4 separate regions of the Homo sapiens genome follow, and all the other regions are linked to region 1. A link is an interaction called in ENCODE POLR2A ChIA-PET data of the cell type or tissue named here. Cell type or tissue: OCI-LY7. All regions are shown on one strand. Links, peaks and the distances in the headings refer to the core of each region. The heading gives the core; the rest is flanking DNA. Region 1 holds the start of LINC01754 (long intergenic non-protein coding RNA 1754). Region 2 overlaps NCOA3 (nuclear receptor coactivator 3). Region 3 has its middle 29 kb from the start of NCOA3. Region 4 has its middle 14 kb from the start of NCOA3.

Region 1 (4,490 bases), core at 343-4,342:
CTCCCCACCAAAAAAACCCCAAAAAACATTATATCTTCCTGGCTAAGTGATTGGCTTATGGTAACTCAGACTGAGCCAACGAAGCCCTCCTCAGTTTGTTCTTGGAACTATTGTCAGGGGTATTTTCCCTTTCCATTGGTGTTGCTGTGCTGGTGAGAAATAACCCCAGAACCAGCAGGTAGGCAAAGCTACAGGAGAGGAAAGCCAACTTGGAGAAGAACCGAGAGATGATAGAGAAATGGAAACCAGCCATGTTGAGCCCCTGGGTTCAGGTTCACCTGATGTCCTCCAAACTTTTTGTTCAGGCTAGTTTAGGATGTGCCTATATTTCTTGCAAATGAGTCTCCAAATACAAACCCCAAATCATTGTAGCAAAATGCACTGACCAACTGTGCTTCCACGATCAGATCAGTAAGCTGGGTGCAGTGGCTCATGCCTGTAATCCCAGCACTTTGGGAGGCCAAGGTGGGCGGATCACTTGAGGTCAGGAGTTGGAGAACAGCCTGGCCAACATGGTGAAACCCCATCTCTACTAAAAATACAAAAATTGGCCAGGTGTAGTGGCAGGCACCTGTAATCCCAGCTACTTGAGAGGCTGAGGCAGAAGAATCACTTGAACCTCGGAGGCAGAGGTTGCAGTGAGCTGATATCATGCCACTGCACTTCAGCCTGGGCGACAGAGCAAGACTCCGTCCCAAAACAAACAAACAAACAAACAAACAAACAAACAAAAACCAATGTGTAAGTGAACAGAGAGAACAAGAAGTTTAAGGAAAATTAAAAACATAAAGGACAAAGTGAGAGAAGAGAATATCTGTAAAATACATGAATACACACACACAGTAGATGTTTCATGGTTGTTTATCCCCCACCTCTCGCTGGAACACAGACTGGTGCCCCACTTCGTGCTTGGGATGTCCTTCCTCTGTTTCTTGGCTGAGTCGAACTTGTGCTGCTTCCTTTCTCCTTAAATATCCTTTCCTCTGGACAGGATGTTCCTGAAGGAGGCCACAAGGCAGAACATCTCGGCTAACTTTAGTTTGCTATTTTCAGCCTGAATTTGTGCCTGGGCAAATCAGTCCACGGACAGAGTATCCTCCCCAGTTGGATATTTCTTGCATGAGCATCAGAATTTTGTGGGACACAAGGCTTAGTTTCACTAAGCTCTGAGCCTCAAAACCTGGTATGCATCTGGGTTAGAGAGCCTCATCCAGTCTTTTTTTTTTTTTTTTTTTTTTGAGATGGAGTCTCACTCTGTCGCCCAGGCTGGAGTGCAGTGGCGTGATCTCAGCTCACTGCAAGCTCTGCCTCCCGGGTTCATGCCATTCTCTTGCCTCAACCTCCCGAGTAGCTAGGACTACAGGCACCCACCACCACACCCGGCTAATTTTTTGTATTTTTTTTTAGTAGAGACGGGGTTTCACCGTGTTAGCCAGGATGGTCTTGATCTCCTGACCTTGTGATCCGCCCGCCTCGGCCTCCCAAAGTGCTGGGATTACAGGCGTGAGCCACCGCGCCTGGCCCTCATCCAGTCTTAAAAAAAAATTCCCTGAGCTGTAGAATATATGGTGGACATATTTTCTGCATTCCTTTTTTGATGTAGGTAGGAAAAAAACCCAAAAAACCCCAAATCACAATTGTCCCTCCAGGGAACTGAGAAGCTGGGGTACTTACCCATTGACTCCTGTATTCCATTGGTTAAGAAAAGCTTCTGGTGGCTTTAAGTCCCTAACACTTTTTTGGGGCTGTCTTGCATCCTGTGCTGGAGACAGCTCTTAGGTTAAGAGACACAGGTGTTCAGCCTGGGCAACATAAGGCGACACTGTCTCTGCCAAAAAATAAAAAAAATAAAAAAATAAAAGCCAGGGGGTGGTGCGTGCACCTGTGGTCCCAGCAACTCAGGAGGCTGAAGTGAGAAAATTGCTCGAGTCTAGGAGGTTGAGGCTGCAGTGAGCTGTGATCATGCCACTGCCAGCAGCCTGGGCAACAGAGCAAGACTTTGCCTCAAGAGAAAAGAAAAACAGTCAGATGCGGTGGCTCATGCCTGTAAACCCAGCACTTTGGGAGGCTGAGGCAAGTGGATTACTTGAGGTCAGGAGTTCAAGACCAGGCTGGCCAACATGGCAAAACCCCATCTCTACTAAAAATACAAAAATTAGCTGGGCGTGGTGGCTTGCACCTGTAATCTCAGCTACTTGGGAGGCTGAGTTAGGAGAATCACTTGAACCTGGGAGGTGGAGGTGTCAGTGAGCCGAGATCACCCCACTGCCCTCCAGCCTATGCAACAGAATGAGACTCCATCTCAAAATAATAAAAAAGAGACTAGTGTGGGAGGATCACCTGAGCCCAGGAGGCGGAAGTTGCAGTGAGCTGAGATCACGCCACTACAGTTTAGCTTGGGTGACAGAGTGAGACTCTCTCAAAAAAGAAGAAGAAGAAGAAGAGAAACAGATGTGTGTGTGAGGTGGGAGCTGCCAGCCTGTCCATCATAGTTGTAGCTAATCTCAGAAGCAGGCCAAGGGGATTTGCTATAGGGCACCAGCAGTATATGCTAGAAAGAGAATGTAGTACATGTACTGGCTTGTAGCACAGGGGACATTCTAGTTTTAGGCAATGCTGAATCAAGGGCCTCAAATAATGTCAACAGGACTTGAACTTTCACCATCTTTTAGTTCCTTACACCTTATATCCTCTATTAGTGGCTTCTCACAACTGTGGGCTTAATCCTACCAGTCCAGGAGCCCCAGTAGAACAGAGCATCCTTTCTAACACCTGAGCTGACTTTCATGGTCTTGCTTGAGTTCTGTGCCCAGTCCTGCTCTACGGCCAGGAAGCTGTGGCCCTCTGATTGACCAGATCTGAGCTAAACGCAGTGGTGTGTTGATAAATGTCTAACAATAGTCTTTTTGAGAAAATAAAAGTTTTGATTTGTAGTGTTTCCTGATTTCTATGATGTAAGTACCCCCATTAGCTTGAAACCATAGCCGATTTCAATTACCAATGTAGTGTCAACCGGTTTACAGAACTCTTGTCATGTCCCATCAGCTCTAGTGAGCTAGTTCGAGCCAGCTCAAACACAATGCTGGCTCATGTGTCTCCTGTTGAACAGAGGCAGTTGAGGCACCCCATGCATTCCACAGGGACTGAAGGTGGGGAAGGGAAATCGGGTGCTGTTGTCACGATTTGGGGGGCGAATAGTTGCTGAATGGGAAAAACCAGGTCTCCATCAATCATACAGACAGACAGAGATCCTGTCTCCAAAAAAAAAAAAACAAACCCAAAAAACTGCAACAAACATCTTGGTAAATATATCCTTATAATATAAAATTATATATCCTTTGTTTGTTTGTTTGCTTGTTTGTTTTGAGACAGGGTTCTCGCTCTGTCACTCAGGCTGGAGTGCAGTGGTGTAAACTCAGCTCACTGCAACCTCTACCTTCCCGGCCTCTACCTCCCTCACTATAACCTCAACCTCACACCTCAGCCTCCTGAGTAGTTGGTAACATAGGCATACACCACCATGCCTGGCTAATTTTTTGTATTTTTGGTAGAGAGAGGGTTTCACCATGTTGCCCAAGCTGGTCTCGAACTCCTGAGTTCAAGCGATCCACCACCTTGGACTCCCAAAGTGCTGGGATTATAGGTGTGAGCCACCATGCCCGGCCACCTTATATATCCTTATATGTTGTCTTTTCTATAACACTGGTCAGCAAACCAAGGCCCACAGAAAACCAAACCCAGTCTGGCACCTGTTTTTGTTTTTGTTTGTTTGTTTGTTTGTTTGTTTGTTTATTTATTTATTTATTTATTTATTTTAGATGGAGTCTCCCTCTGTTGCCCAGGCTTGAGTGCAGTGGTGTGATCTTGGCTCACTGCAACCTCTGCCTCCCAGGTTCAAGTGATTCTCCTGTCTCGGCCTCTCGAGTAGCTGGGACTACAGGCACGCCCCACCATGCCCGGCTAATTTTTATATTTTTAGTAGAGACGGGGTTTTACCATGTTGCCTAGGCTGGTCTTGAACTCCTGACCTCAGATGATCCACCCGCCTCGGCCTCCCAAAGTGCTGGGATTACGGGCATGAACCACCTTGCCTGGCCTGGCACCTGTTTTGTAAACAAAGTTTTGCAGGAACACAGCAAACTCATTCATTTACATAATGTCTGTAGCTGCTTTTGCAGTACCCCAGCTGAATGGAGTCATTCAGAGACTGCATGGCCCAGAAAGCCTAAAATATTTACTCTCTGGCACCCTTTACAGAGAAAGTTTGTTAACCTCTGCTCTATAATATAGGACCTACATTATGGAAAGGGAAAAAGATATATGTTTTAAAAAATTTAACAGACAGCCGGATACAGTGGCTCACATCTGTAATCCCAGCACTTTGGGAGGCCAAGGCGGGTGGATCACCTGAGGTCAGGAGTTCAAGACCAGCCTGACCAACATGGCGAAACCCCGTCTCTAATAAAAATACAAAAATTAGCAACGCATGG
Region 2 (4,490 bases), core at 230-4,229, 160 kb after region 1:
CTTTTACTTACTTGAACACTTAGAGACCACTATAGGGTTATTATTTGGACTTATTTCAATATTGCTGTGTCTCAGGGAATAAGGAGGCCTGAAGAGAAGGGAGAGAGATGGGGAATAGCTATTGGAGCAGTGAGAATATACACAGCATTTACTGATTAAGTTTACCATCTTATATGAGCACAGTGCATGGTGCCCCAAAACAATTAACAATAGTAACATTGAAGAACACTGATCGCAGGCTGGGCATGGTGGTTCACACCTGTAATCCTAGCACTTTAGGAGGCTGAGGTGGGTAGATCACCTGAGATCAGGAATTCAAGACCAGCCTGACCAACATGGTGAAACCCTGTCTCTACTACAAAAATTAGCCAGGTCTGCTGGCAGGCGCCTATAACCCCAGCTACTCAGTAGGCTGAGGCAGGAGAATTGCTTGAACCCGGGAGGCGGAGGTTGCAGTGAGCCGAGAGCTGAGATCCTGCCACTGCATTCCAGCCTGGGTGACAGGGCAAGACTATTGTCTCCAAAAAACAAACAAACAAACAAAAAAACACTGATTACACATCACCATAAGAGATAAAATAATAATGAAAAAGCTTCTTGAGATAATAGGAGCATCACCAAAATGTAAGGGAGGCATACAAAGTGAGCAAATGCTGTTGGAAAATTGGCACCAGTAGACTTACCTGAAGCAGGGCTGCCACAAACCTCAATTTGTAAAAAGCGCAATATCTGTAAAGCACAATAAAATGAGGTATGCCTGTAGGGCCAGGAAAAATTGAGGAAAAATTCATTCCTCTTCACTGCCCCACAGGTGTCTTGGGGAGAGGGAGTATGAAAAACTAATTTAATTTTACCCTTTGTCTTTCAGGTTTGTCCTATTTCAAAGGCACGTGATGGGATCTTTTTGAAGTGCCTTTCTTAGCCACACCTAGGGATTAGGTTCTCTGAATTCAGGGACTTCTCACAGTATGTTTTTACTTGGTTGCCTTCCTTTTCCTAAAATGATTTAAGAAGTCCTTTGCACATACAGAATGCTCCGTGGCCATTAAATAACAACCCTTTTCCTGCCAGTCATTGACCTCCAAAAATTCAAGGGGTCAGTTTGTTTGAACTTGAGATCTAACACCATTTGTTCAGTTTTTTTGTTGAAATTACTGAATCAAACTTCAGAAAAAGGGTGGGGAGCACAACAGAGTGACAAAATTATGCTATTAAGTTGTGTAGAAAATAGAAAACACTTTTGAACATATAGACAAGATAAAAAGGCCACGTTTTGCGTTCGTCATACAACCGCTAAAAATACAGCAGTGCCTTGCTGCTGCTCTGTCTCTGTGGAATATCATGGTTAAAGTATAACCCCCATTTGGTGCATAGGAAAAAGGCACACAAAATTAATTTAATTTTTCTAAGATTACATATATAAAATTACAAGGAACGTGTAGATTTCCTGACTATACCTGGTATTTTATCAATGAATTGAAATGTGTAAAGAACCTCAGAGTACAACAGAGTAATTACTATGGTTTCCTAGCATGCATTGTAACTACTTAATACATTATTAATTATTCAGGGAGGTGGTTTTTTCTAGTTGCTACTATGTATATTTTGATTTTTTTTTTTTTTAGCACAGAGGCATAGTAATATTTGTATTAATGTTGGTGAAATGAAAATTTAAAATTTTATGTAAAATGAAAATTTAAATTGAATTTCAGAACAAAACTTTATCAAATATTTTCCAAAATAGGCTTTTGTGTTTTAAGTTTCTACCTTAATTAACTTTTAGGCCACCCTTGGTTTTTGAAATTTGAATCTGATTCTGTTTTCTTCAAGGGCCTGTATCTTCCTTTGTATACGCTTTGCATAGCAAGTACAGGTCATGCTTAGCATTGTGTTGAATGTTGAGTTTATTTCAGTGTAAACTGAATGCTTTAGCGTAAACTCAGCATTCAACACAATGTCTGGCATTAAATGATTTGCATAGTATTATGTAAAATGTTCTTGTACATTGTAGCAGTGAGGATATCTGATATAATTTTGACATCAGCATTATATATGTAATTACATTTCTATTTTTAAGTATTAAGGAATGGAAATATTTTAATCTTAATATACTTAGGAACTCTGGGATCTTCCCCAACCTCCCCACTTCCCCCAATAGCTGCTGCTGGAGATGGAATCCTATCTGAGGGTTAATAATAATGCCATCACCCATTCCCTTCCCCCAGCCTTATGCTAGAGCCTAGTTTGCCTGCAGCTGCAGTGCTAGGCATCTTTCAGGAAGTGACCTTGGCTTGTATTAATCAAATTCAGAACACACAAAAAAGCTTCTTGCTAACATGCTGACTTGATGTAAAATTTTATCGCATCCATTTTGTTTCAAAATGAGGCCATTTTGTAAAAAGAAGATATACAGAAGACCCCTAATTTATTATATATCTATATATACGTATATGTAAAGCTTTTGCAAACCATGTTGAAAAAACAACTAGGTCTATTTTAAAGTAGACTTTTTATTGCCAAATATGCATAAACTTAAATCATGAAGGCTTGGGAATTGTTACTAGAAAATTACTTCTTTTAATGTCGAATTAAGAAAAAACTATCAGCATCGAGTTTATTTACTATCTTAACTGACATTATATTGCTATATAAACTTTAAACACTGAAGTTATTTTGGAACCCTTCAGCAGTTATATTAAGTCACACACTTCTGTATATTTGCTTACTTTCACGTTTTCAGAAATAACTGGTATCTTACTTTGCTGGTTTGGATAAGAGCTAATATCCTACATGAAATCGTTTTCTTAGGCAATGGTGGTGCCTACAGGGTATTCTAAACGTAAAGGTAAATTTAAGTCAATGAGTCTGTTAAAATTCAACTACCTATTGTGTCAAAGAGAGAAATATTGCTAACTACAAATTTACAGTGTGTTCATTTAGGATTTGACTAATCATTTTAATAGTAGAGCAGTTAATACAGCGATTTCACTTTTATCCTGTGGTGCTTCAAAGGCATCTAGTTTTTAAATGTAGTCCAGTTAAGGTGTATGTAGTAGAGGTTTTCATTTTAGACTTGCTCAATGTTAAATATAGAATGTTGAAAATATTATTTAATGGATTAGTTTATTGGTTTCTGCATTTGAAGAAATTTACATAAATTAGTTAGGGAGCAGTTGTACCTACTGCCAAATGGTTCACTCCTGAGTTTATTGTACAGTTACTCCCAGGTACTGAAATATAAGAAAAGAAAAATTTAAACCTTAGCTAAGAGCTCTGCCTGCATTTCTGTGGATCCACATTATGAAAAGGATAGAGGAACATTACCTGTGTATAGTAATGGTTTGAGGAGAGGGTAGGGAAACTATGCAAATAAAAAAATTGGGGTATAGGCAAATCCTTCAGTTAGATGTCTTTATTATCTGAGTTACTTTTAAAGCATTTACTGGATACACAACCAGTATTATCTTTTTACCATCCTATAAATTGTTCATAGAATTGCAACCTCATGGAGGAAAATCCATCTCCTTTACCTGCCTAAATTTATTCTTTGTCTTGATACTAGCATTAATAATTGGTTTGTTAGATACTACAGGCTAAAGAAACTCAGATTTCAAGAAGAAAGAAGATAATTACTCGATCATTTCTCCCCTCAAACACCTGTTTAAAATATATTGTCTTGAATAAAATTGTCACCTTGAACTTATTGTGTTCTTTGCCTTCTCCACTCCCCTGTCCTTAAAAAAAATAAAAAGAAGGGAAAGCCTTATAAGAAAAGGAAAATGTGCAATCCTGGTAGCCAATGAGTTAATGTTCATTTGCAGCCCGAGGGGTCAGCATGCAGCCTGTGTTTCCTGATTGGCTGCTAAAAGGTGAAATTGAAACCACTGTAAACTTTTGACCCTGTAGCAATTCTTGTGGAACGCCTTCCACTGGTGGAGCCCAGAGCTTTGCTCACTTCCCCACCCAACTCTCCCACCCTCTTTCCTGTATTTATTTTGTGTGATCCTGCAGCACTGCATGCAGTTTTTCCAAAGTGGCAGGGAGAGAGAGGCAGAACAAGCGCAAGCAAGCGGCTTGCTTGAATGCCTGTTTTGGTAACCATTGGATAAGAGCTAATATTCAACTCAGCCAAAGATATCAGGCCTTTTATACTAATCTGCCAACCAGATTTTTAAGTTTTCTCCTTAATCTAAAGCTAATTTAAAAAAATTTAGGCTAGTTTAGTTCCATTGTTCATCAGTGGATAGTATCGTTGTATAAGCAAAAATGTATGGCATAATTTCCTGGATGTCTTGAATTAAAAATAAGTTTTAAGTTTTAGCTACCTTTACCCCATTTATGTTTCCTGTATCCCTATGTAATTTTTACACAAATGGCCATTTCATAGAAGGTTTTTTGTCTTTTGCCTTTATTATGAAGAAACTCAAATGGCATTTTGGTTATGACAACTCTGGACATAATTGCAGAAATTGTACAATTAATGCCTCCCC
Region 3 (4,490 bases), core at 237-4,236, 60 kb after region 1:
GAAGCAAGATGGAGTCAACTATGTAAAATTTATCTTACTGTCATAATTTGGCAGAGGCAGTTTCAAGGTCAGCAGTGAATGGTAGCCGCAGTGTGCTATCATTGCACCTGTGAAAAGCCACTGTAATCCAGCCTGGACAACATAGCAAGGCCCTGTCTTTTAAAAAATCTATTTTAAAAAAGGCTGGGCAAGGTGGCTCATGCCTGTAATCCCAACACTTTGGGAGCCTGAGGTGGGCAGATCACCTGAGGTCAGGAGTTCCAGACCAGCCTGGCCAACATGGCGAAACCCTGTCTTTGCCAAAAATACAAAAATTAGCTGGACATGATGGCGCATGCCTGTAATCCCATCTACTCAGGAGGCTGAGGCAGGAGAACTGCTTGAACCCAGGAGGCAGAGGTTGCAGTGAGCTGAGATTGCACCACTGCATTCCAGCCTGGGCGACAAAGGGGGACTCCATCTCAAAAAAAAAAAAAGTGTATAATCAGGCATCCAACTCAACCCGATTGACTAGGACTTTCCTGATTTTAACACTGCAAACCTGGAAAGTCCTGGACAAACCAGAAGGAGCCGGTCATCCTACTTATATGGTACTCAGCATTTGCCAGGCATGAAGTCCGTGATCAGGGACTGCTAACAGGCGGCGGGCCAACTCACAGGCCAAATCCAGCCCCACCACTAGTTTTCTTTTTTTTTTGAATTGAAAAAATTTTGGACCAAGCATGGTGGCTTACACCTGTAATCCCCACACTTGGGAGGCTGAGATGGGAGGATTGCTTGAGGCTGGGAGTTTGAGACCAGCCTGGGCAACTCAGGGAGATCCTATCTCTACAAATTAAAATGAGAAGTAAATAATTTTGATAATTGCAGATTCACACGCACTTGTAAAAAATAATACAGAGATCTCTTTTACATTTTGTCCATTTTCCTCCAACTATGCAAAAGCATAGTATAATATCACATTCGGGATGTTGATATTCATATGACCCACCAATCTTATTCAGATTTCTCTTATTTGTAGAGATGGGGTTTTGCCATGTTGGCTAGGCTGGTCTTGAACTCCTGGCCTCAGGTGATCTGCCCATCTCAGCCTCCCAAAGTGCTGGGATTACAGGCATGAGCCACCTCACCGGACCAGATTTCCCTTTTTAGCTGTACTCATTTGTGTGTGTATTAAGTTCTATAAAATTTTATCACGTCTTGTGTGTCCACCACCGCAGTCCAGATACTGAACAGTTTCAAGACCACAGGGACCCTCATTGTGCCTTTGTATAACCTCACCCACACCTCTGTCCCACAGACTGCACTCCCAGCCCTCATCCTTAACCCCCTGGCAACTGCTAATCTGTCCTCCAGTTCTAAAATGTCATTTCAAAAATGTTACAAGCTGGATGTGGTGGCTTACGCCTGTAATCCCAGCACTTTGGGAGGCCGAGGTGGGCGGATCACCTGAGGTCAGGAGTTTGAGACCAGCCTGGTCAACATGGTGAAACCCCGTCTCTACTGAAATTAGCCGGGTGTGGTGGCAGGTACCTGCAATCCCAGCTACTCGGGAGGCTGATGCAGGAGAATCACTTGAACCTGGGAGGCAGAAGTTGCAGTGGGCTGAGATCACACCACTGCACTCCAGCCTGGGCAACAGAGCAAGACTCTGTGCCCCTGCCCCCCTGCTCCCCACACAAAAAGTTACACAACTGGAACCATACCCAATCCCCATACAGTATGTAATTTTAGGGGATTTTATTTCCCCCTCAGCATAATTTTCTGGAGATTCTTTCTAACCGTCGCACGAACCAACAATTCATTTCTCTTTATTGCTGAGTAGTATTCCATGATACAGATGTACCAGTTTAACTATTTACTTGTTGAAGCATATCTGGGCTGATACCAGTCTTTGGTTCTGCCTCCTGTTTTTATATAAAGTTGTATTGGAACACAGCCATGCCCATTTATTTACATTTTGTCTATGACTGCTCCTTAGAGTTGAATAGTTTCATCACAGACCATAGAGCCCACAGCCTAAAATATTTACTCTCCAGCCCTTTGTAGAAAAAGTTTGCCAACCCTTATTCCAAGCACCTAACATTTATTAATCTTAATTTTCACAATATCCCTATATAATTGTTATCTTCGTTTCGCAAAGGGAGAAACTGAAGCATAAAGAAAGTAAGTAATTTGCTCATAGTCACACAGCCGAGCTAGGTTTTGAACTCAGCAATATGGCTCTAGGGGCTGCCTCTTAACCAGTCCTCCTCAAAAGATAATCTTACTTCTCAGTTCAAGACAGAGGAACTCGGCTGGGCGCAGTGGCTCACACCTGTAATCCCAACACTTTGGGAGGCCAAGGTGGGCAGATCACCTAAAGTCAAGAGTTCCAGACCAGCCTGGCCAACATAGTGAAACTCTGTCTCTACTAAAAATACGAAAATTAGCTGGGCTTGGTGGCAGGCTCCTGTAATCCCAGCTACTCGGGAGGCTGAGGCAGGAGAATCGCTTGAACCTGGGAGGCAGAGGTTGCAGTGAGCTGAGATCACACCATTGCACTCCAGCCTGGGCGACAAGAGTGAGACTCTGTCTCAAAAAAAAAAAAAACAAAAAACCACACACACACACACACAAACAGAGGAACTGAAAACTGAGATAAGCACACAAGAGAGCTAGCAGCTGAACAACAGGGCTTCTCTTTGAGGGCTAGAAGGAACGGTAGGATTTAACTTGTGATCATTTGCTTTGTTACCTGAATAATGCTTGGAACAGAGCTAAAATTTCTCATTCATTTGAATTAATTTGATATAGGGCTTTTTAAATTTTACCAGGATTTTACAAAGGTTCAGGACCCAAGTGTCTCTGGTCCCCTGACTTTCTTCCTTTCTTTCTTTTTCAGACAGAGTTTCGCTCTTGTCACCCAGGCTGGAGTTCAGTGACACGATCTCGGCTCACTGCAACCTCCGCCCCCCGGGTTCAAGCCATTCTCCTGCCTCAGCCTTCCGAGTAGCTGGGATTACAGGCGCCCACCACCGTGCCCGGCTAATTTTTGTATTTTTAGTAGAGATGGGGTTTCACCATCTTGGCCAGGCTGGTCTTGAACTCCTGACCTCATGATCCACCCACTTCAGCCTCCCAAAGTGCTGGGATTACAGGCTTGAGCCACCACATCTGGTCAGTCCCCTGACTTTCACAGCCACATTTGTAACTGGAAAATTAGCACAGTCATTGTTATCTTTTGCTTGTATCCCAGGGGTTTTTCAGGTAAGTACAGACCTGAACCTAGAGAAACTTCCCTAGGCCAGCATGAGGCTAAATGGTGGCTTTTAATGGAAATACTTTTCTTTCTTCTTCTTTTTTTTTTTTTTGAGAGGGAGTCTTGCACTGTCGCCCAGGCTGGAGTGCAGTGGCATGATCTTGGCTCACTGCAAGCTCTGCCTCCCAGGTTCACGCCATTCTCCTGCCTCAGCCTCCCGAGTAGCTGGGACTACAGGTGCCCGCCACCATGCCCGACTAATTTTTTGTATTTTTAGTAGAGACGGGGTTTCACCGTGTTAGCCAGGATGGTCTTGATCTCCTGACCTTGTGATCCGCCCACCTCGCCCTCCCAAAGTGCTGAGATTACAGGCGTGAGCCACCGCATCTGGCCGCCTTTCTTCATTTTTGTGGGGAGACTTATGCCCAGCTGAGAGAATTTGGGTCTCCCTTTAGGGTGACCAACTATCATGATTTTCCTGGGATTGAGGGGGTTTCTGGATTGTAGGACTTGCAGTGCTAAAACCTCTGCCTCCTGGGCCCAAGTGATTCTCCTGCCTCAGCCTCCCAAGTAGCTGGGATTACAGGCACATGCCACCACGCCCGGCTAATTTTGTATTTTTAGTAAAGACGGGGTTTCACCATGTTGGTCAGGCTGGTCTCAAACTCCTGACCTCAGGTGATCCACCCACCTTGGCCTCCCAAAGTGCTGGGATTACAGGTGTGAGCCACCACATCCAGCTTGTAACATTTTTGAAATGACAACATTTTAGAACTGAAGGACAGATTAGCGGTTGCCAGGGGGTTAAGGATGAGGGCTGGGAGTGCAGTCTGTGGGAGAGAGGTATGGTGGCTCATGGCTGTAATCCCAGAACTTTGGGATTACAGGTGGGTGGATCACCTGAGGTCAGGAGTTCGAGACCAGCCTGGCCAAAATGGTGAAACCCCGTCTCTACTAAAAATACAAAAATTAGCCAGGCGGGTGTGGTGGTGCACACTTGTAATCCCAGTACTTTGGGAGGCTGAGGTGGGTAGATCACTTGAGGTCAGGAGTTCGAGACCAGCCTGGCCATCATGGTGAAACCCCATGTCTATTAAAAATACAAAAATTAGCCAGGCTTGATGGCGCATTTCAGTAATCCCAGCTATTTGAGAGGCTGAAGCAGGAGAATCGCTTGAACCCAGGAGGCAGAGGTTGCAGCGAACTGAGATCACTCCACTGCACCCCAGCCTGGGTGACAGAGTGATAC
Region 4 (4,490 bases), core at 149-4,148, 75 kb after region 1:
CCTGGGGTCTCAGCTACTTGGGAGGCTGAGGTGGGAAGATCACTTGAACCTAGGAGGTCGAGGCTGCAGTGAGCCACGATTGTGCCACTGCACTCCAGCCTGGGCAAGAGAGTAAGACCCTGACTCAAAAAAATCAAAAACAGAAAAGGAGATTGTACCACACTGAGACTTCCTACTAGAGGTAGAATTAGAAGAGGATTGAAAAAGGGGTGACTGAGGCCGGGCGTGGTGGCTCAAGCCTGTAATCCCAGCACTTTGGGAGGCTGAGATGGGTGGATCACCTGAGGTCAGGAGTTCGAGACCAGCCTGGCCAACATGGTGAAACCCCATCTCTACTAAAAATACAAAAAAATTAGCCAGGGGTGGTGGTGGTGCCTGTAATCCCAGCTACTCGGGAGGCTGAGGCAGGAGTGTCGCTTGAACCCAGGAGGCAGAGGTTGCAGTGAGCCAAGATTGCACCATTGCACTCCAGCCTGGGCAATGGGAGCCAAACTCCATCTCGAAAAAAAAAGAAAGAAGAAAGAAAGAAAGAGAGAGAGAGAGAGAGAGAAAGACAGAAAGAAAAAGAAAGAAAGAAAGAAGAGAAAAGAAAGAAAGGAAAAGGGGTGACTGGCTGGGTGTGGTAGCTCACGGCTCTAATCCCAGCACTTTGGGAGGCTGGGATGGGAGGATCACTTGAGGCCAGGAGTTTGAGACCAGCCTGGGCAACATCGTGAGACCCCCCCATCTCTACTTAAAAAAAAAATGAAAGAGAGATTCCTTTCCACAGTGCTTTTTAATGGTGCCCGAATATTTTACCAAAAATAATCTCATCTACACTAGGGGAAACATTGAGTTTAAATTGCTCATTTCACAAACGTAGAAACTGAGGCCCAGTATGGGGGTTGAAATTTTCCAGGGTAGTCATTTGGGAATTTGTCAAGTCTGGACTGTAAGCTTTCATAATAGGAACTGCATTGGCATGTGCTTGGGACAGGTCTGGTATACAGTGTCATTCAATAAATGAGTCCTGAGCCAGGCATGGTGACACATGCCTATAGTCCCAGCTACTCAAGAGGCTGAGGCTGGAGGGTCCCTTGAACCCAAGAATTTGAGGTTGCAGTGAACTATGATTGCACCACTGCACTCCAGACTAGGCTACAGAGTAAGACCATGTCTCTAGAAAAAAAAAAGTAATAATAAATAAGAAAAAAAGAGAAAGAAATTAGTTTTTTTTTTTTAGAGACGGAGTCTCACTCTGTTGCCCAGGCTGGAGTGCAGTGGTGTGATCTCGGCTCACTGTAACCTCTGCTTCCCGGGTTCAAGCAATTCTCCTGCCTCAGCCTCCTGAGTAGCTGGGACTACAGGCGCATGCTGCCACGCCTGGCTAATTTTTTGTATTTTAGTAGAGACGGGGTTTCACCGTTGTTGCCCAGGCTGGTCTCGAACTCCTGAGCTCAGGCAATCCACCTGCCTCGGCCTCCCAAAGTGCTAGGATTACAGGCGTGAGCCACCGTGCCCGGCCAGAAATTAGTTTTTATTTTATTTATGTATTTATTCATTTATTTTGAGATGGAGTCTCGCTCTGTCCCTTGGCTGGAGTGCCGTGGCGCGATCTCGGCTCACTGCAAGCTCCGCTTCTGGGGTTCACGCCATTCTCCTGCCTCAGCCTCCCGAGTAGCTGGAACTACAGGTGCCTGCTACCATGCCCAGCTAATTTTTTTGTATTTTTAGTGGAGACGGGGGTTTCACCGTGTTAACCAGGATGGTCTTGATCTCCTGACCTCGTGATCTGCCCACCTCGGCCTCCCAAAGTGCTGGGATTACAGGCCTGAGCCAGGTTCTTTATCAAACCTGCTTGTTTTTTGTTTTTTTTTGTTTTTTATGATATTATTCTGTTTGCATATTTTGGTACCTTCTTTTGTGTCTTTAATAATTATTAGCTCATCTTTCGATGGTTTTTGTGCAAACATGCTATTATCTGAAAGTACGCCTTTGCTTGCTGGGTTGACTCCTAGCTCCAGGAGGATGATTTCTATATTGTAATTTTGGATTACATGAGCCCCAAGGCCTGATTTCCTGCCCTTGTATTTGCATTGCATTAGGAGGTCTTTGCTTTCTGAGACCCGTGACACCTCCTCCTCTGGCATAGTATCTATCAGTTCACACTACCGGTTGGGTTTCAGTTCCATTTTTGTTTTTTGACATGGGGGATTTCCCTTTCTTTCCTGTGAACCCTGTGATTCATTTAAAAGAGTACTTGTTATCTTTTACTCAGAATTTCCAGATGTTTTTGCGGGTGGGGTTGAGTGTTTCAGGCTATCTAATCTGCTGTATTGCTGGAAACTGACCACCTTTGCGCTTTTTTTAGTTTCTTTTCTCTACCCCCTAGCTCTGAATATTCAGTTTCTGTTCTTTCATTTCCCACCCTACTCCCTCCTGTCTCATATATCTTTTATACCTTCAGCTTCAAATCCTTTTCTTAACAAGTTGATTTACTCTGGAGTTTCTAATTTAAATGCATCCCAGGTGGCAATCTCACAGGTCAACCTGGTTCCTGTTGGGCCAGATATTCTGGGTCCAGCTATCTCATAAATCACTTGCCCTGCCCATGCATTGGCTGCCCCTGGGGCTGATGCCCATGTCTGACACAATCAGCTGTGGTGTGAGCAGAAGTTGCCAGTCACATGGTACCAAAGAAGGTGACTTCTGCTCTGTCTTTAGAAGGGTCTGTGGGTAAGTGGGGCAGACATCATGACTGACATGTACAGTAACATCCTTAACAGGTTTGCAATGTAGTTGATTGATAATAGCCAGAAGGTTTAAAATATTTTTTTTTTTGAGATGGAGTTTTGCTCTTTTTGCCCAGGCTGGTGTGCAATGGCGCGATCTCGGCTCACTGCAACCTCTGCCTCCCAGGTTCAAGTGATTCTCCTGCCTCAGCCTCCCGAGTAGCTGGGATTACAGGCATGCACCACCACCCTGGCTAATTTTGTATTTTTAGTAGAGACGGGTTTTCTCCATGTTGGTCAGGCTGGTCTTGAACTCCTGACCTCAGGTGATCCGCCCACCTCGGCCTCACAAAGTGCTGGGATTACAGGCGTAAGCCACCACGCCTGGCAAATTTTTATTTTTTTTAAAGCTAGAATCTTAACTTGCCTTATACATTCACCTCTGGCATAGATACTGTTTGCATGCCCCAACATGGCTACTCCTTCCATGTTCCTACTCTGTAAGTACTAAATCATTGATAGAGGGTTTGTCCTCTCAAATAAGCTTACTGTCATCACTTTAAAACACTATTTCTTTTCTTTACTTTTTTTTTTTTTTTTTTGAGACGGAGTTTCACTGTTCTTGTTGCCCAGGCTGGAGTGCAATGGCACGGTCTTGGCTCACTGCAACCTCTGCCTCCTGGGTTCAAGCAATTCTCCTGCCTCAGCCTCCTAAGCAGCTGGAATTACAGGCACCCGCCACCACGCCTGGCTAATTTTTATATTTTTAGTAGATACGGGGTTCCACCATGTTGGCCAGGCTGGTCTCGAACTCTTGACCTCAGGTGATCCGCCCGCCTCGGCCTCCCTAAGTTCTGGGATTACAGGTGTGAGCCACCGCACCTGGTCCCCGAATTCATTTTTTAAAAAAGGAAGTGTTTTATTCCAGGGCTGGAGTCAGCCAACCTTTAAATGCCCCCGAAACTCTATATGATGGGATACCATGTAGCCAGTGAAACATTATGAAGCTGCTTAACATTCAACAGTTAAAAAAGATCTCCCAGATACTTTACTTTTAAAAGAAGTTGTGGATACATTGTAGGTGTATATATCAATGGGGTATACAGGATGTCTTGTTACAGGCATGCAATGTGAAATAAGCACATCATGGAGAATGGGGTCCAGATACTTTAAGTTAAAAAAAAAAAAAGAGATAAAGCAGTGTGTATAATAGGCCTTATTTTGTGTTACAAAAATGTATATATATATAGACCAGATGCGGTGGCTCACGCCTGTAATCCCAACACTTTGGGAGGCCAAGGCAGGCGGATCACTTGAGGTTAGGAGTTCAAGACCAGCCTGGCCAACATGGTGAAACCCCGGCTCTACTGAAAATTAAAAAAATTAGCTGGGCGTGGTGGTGCACGCCTGTAATCCCAGCTACTTGGGAGGTTGAGTCAGGAGAATTGCTTGAACCCGGGAGGTGGAGGTTACAGTGAGCAGAGATCACGCCACTGCACTCCAGCCTGCGTGACAGAGGGAGACTCCATCTCAGAAAAAAAAAAAAAAGAATATATATAAATACGTGTGTGTGTGTGTGTGTGTTTATTTGTAAATGCATCTCTTAAATAATACCTAAGAAATTGGCAATGGTGGCTCCTCTGGAAGAGGAAGTGGGTGGCTGAGGGACTTACATCGCATTTCCTTTGTAGAAGTTAAAAATAAATGAAGAGGCTGGGCGCAGTGGCTGACGCCTGTAATCAAAGTGCAAGCAGCAGTTTGGGAGGCCAAGGCGGAAGG

What was found. Peaks named below come from ENCODE experiments on the same cell type or tissue, not always from the same donor. Only the 100,000 strongest peaks of a DNase experiment are listed, where the experiment ranks them.
Region 2: POLR2A ChIA-PET joins it to region 1 with 13 read pairs; 2 of 35 experiments call an interaction of 5 or more read pairs at or near these places.
Region 3: POLR2A ChIA-PET joins it to region 1 with 16 read pairs; 11 of 35 experiments call an interaction of 5 or more read pairs at or near these places.
Region 4: POLR2A ChIA-PET joins it to region 1 with 64 read pairs; 10 of 35 experiments call an interaction of 5 or more read pairs at or near these places.

Annotation. Positions count from the first base shown.
Region 1 is chr20:47,410,396-47,414,885 of GRCh38, forward strand. It overlaps LINC01754 (long intergenic non-protein coding RNA 1754), which reads right to left and starts at 1,749. Exons shown (of 3, transcript NR_146496.1): 1 at 1,675-1,749. RefSeq lists enhancers at 13-202, 2,400-2,559, 4,293-4,342. In OCI-LY7, for the core only: no CTCF peak of the experiment used is centred there; DNase peaks (open chromatin) are centred at 1,846, 2,436, 3,016, 4,187 and 1 weaker place; H3K4me3 peaks cover 3,320 bases; H3K27ac peaks cover 4,000 bases.
Region 2 is chr20:47,572,880-47,577,369 of GRCh38, forward strand. All of the region lies in intron 1 of NCOA3 (nuclear receptor coactivator 3), which reads left to right. Among named protein-coding and RNA genes, the nearest start is that of NCOA3, 73 kb to the left of the region's middle. In OCI-LY7, for the core only: no CTCF peak of the experiment used is centred there; DNase peaks (open chromatin) are centred at 2,292 and 3,882; H3K4me3 peaks cover 2,738 bases; H3K27ac peaks cover 4,000 bases.
Region 3 is chr20:47,470,971-47,475,460 of GRCh38, forward strand. No RefSeq gene overlaps it. Among named protein-coding and RNA genes, the nearest start is that of NCOA3, 29 kb to the right of the region's middle. In OCI-LY7, for the core only: no CTCF peak of the experiment used is centred there; DNase peaks (open chromatin) are centred at 2,261 and 2,651; H3K4me3 peaks cover 1,419 bases; H3K27ac peaks cover 3,318 bases.
Region 4 is chr20:47,485,143-47,489,632 of GRCh38, forward strand. No RefSeq gene overlaps it. Among named protein-coding and RNA genes, the nearest start is that of NCOA3, 14 kb to the right of the region's middle. RefSeq lists enhancers at 1,413-1,482, 2,083-2,412, 2,443-2,492 and silencers at 2,703-2,752, 2,773-2,832. In OCI-LY7, for the core only: no CTCF peak of the experiment used is centred there; DNase peaks (open chromatin) are centred at 2,139, 2,659 and 3,777; H3K4me3 peaks cover 1,622 bases; H3K27ac peaks cover 4,000 bases.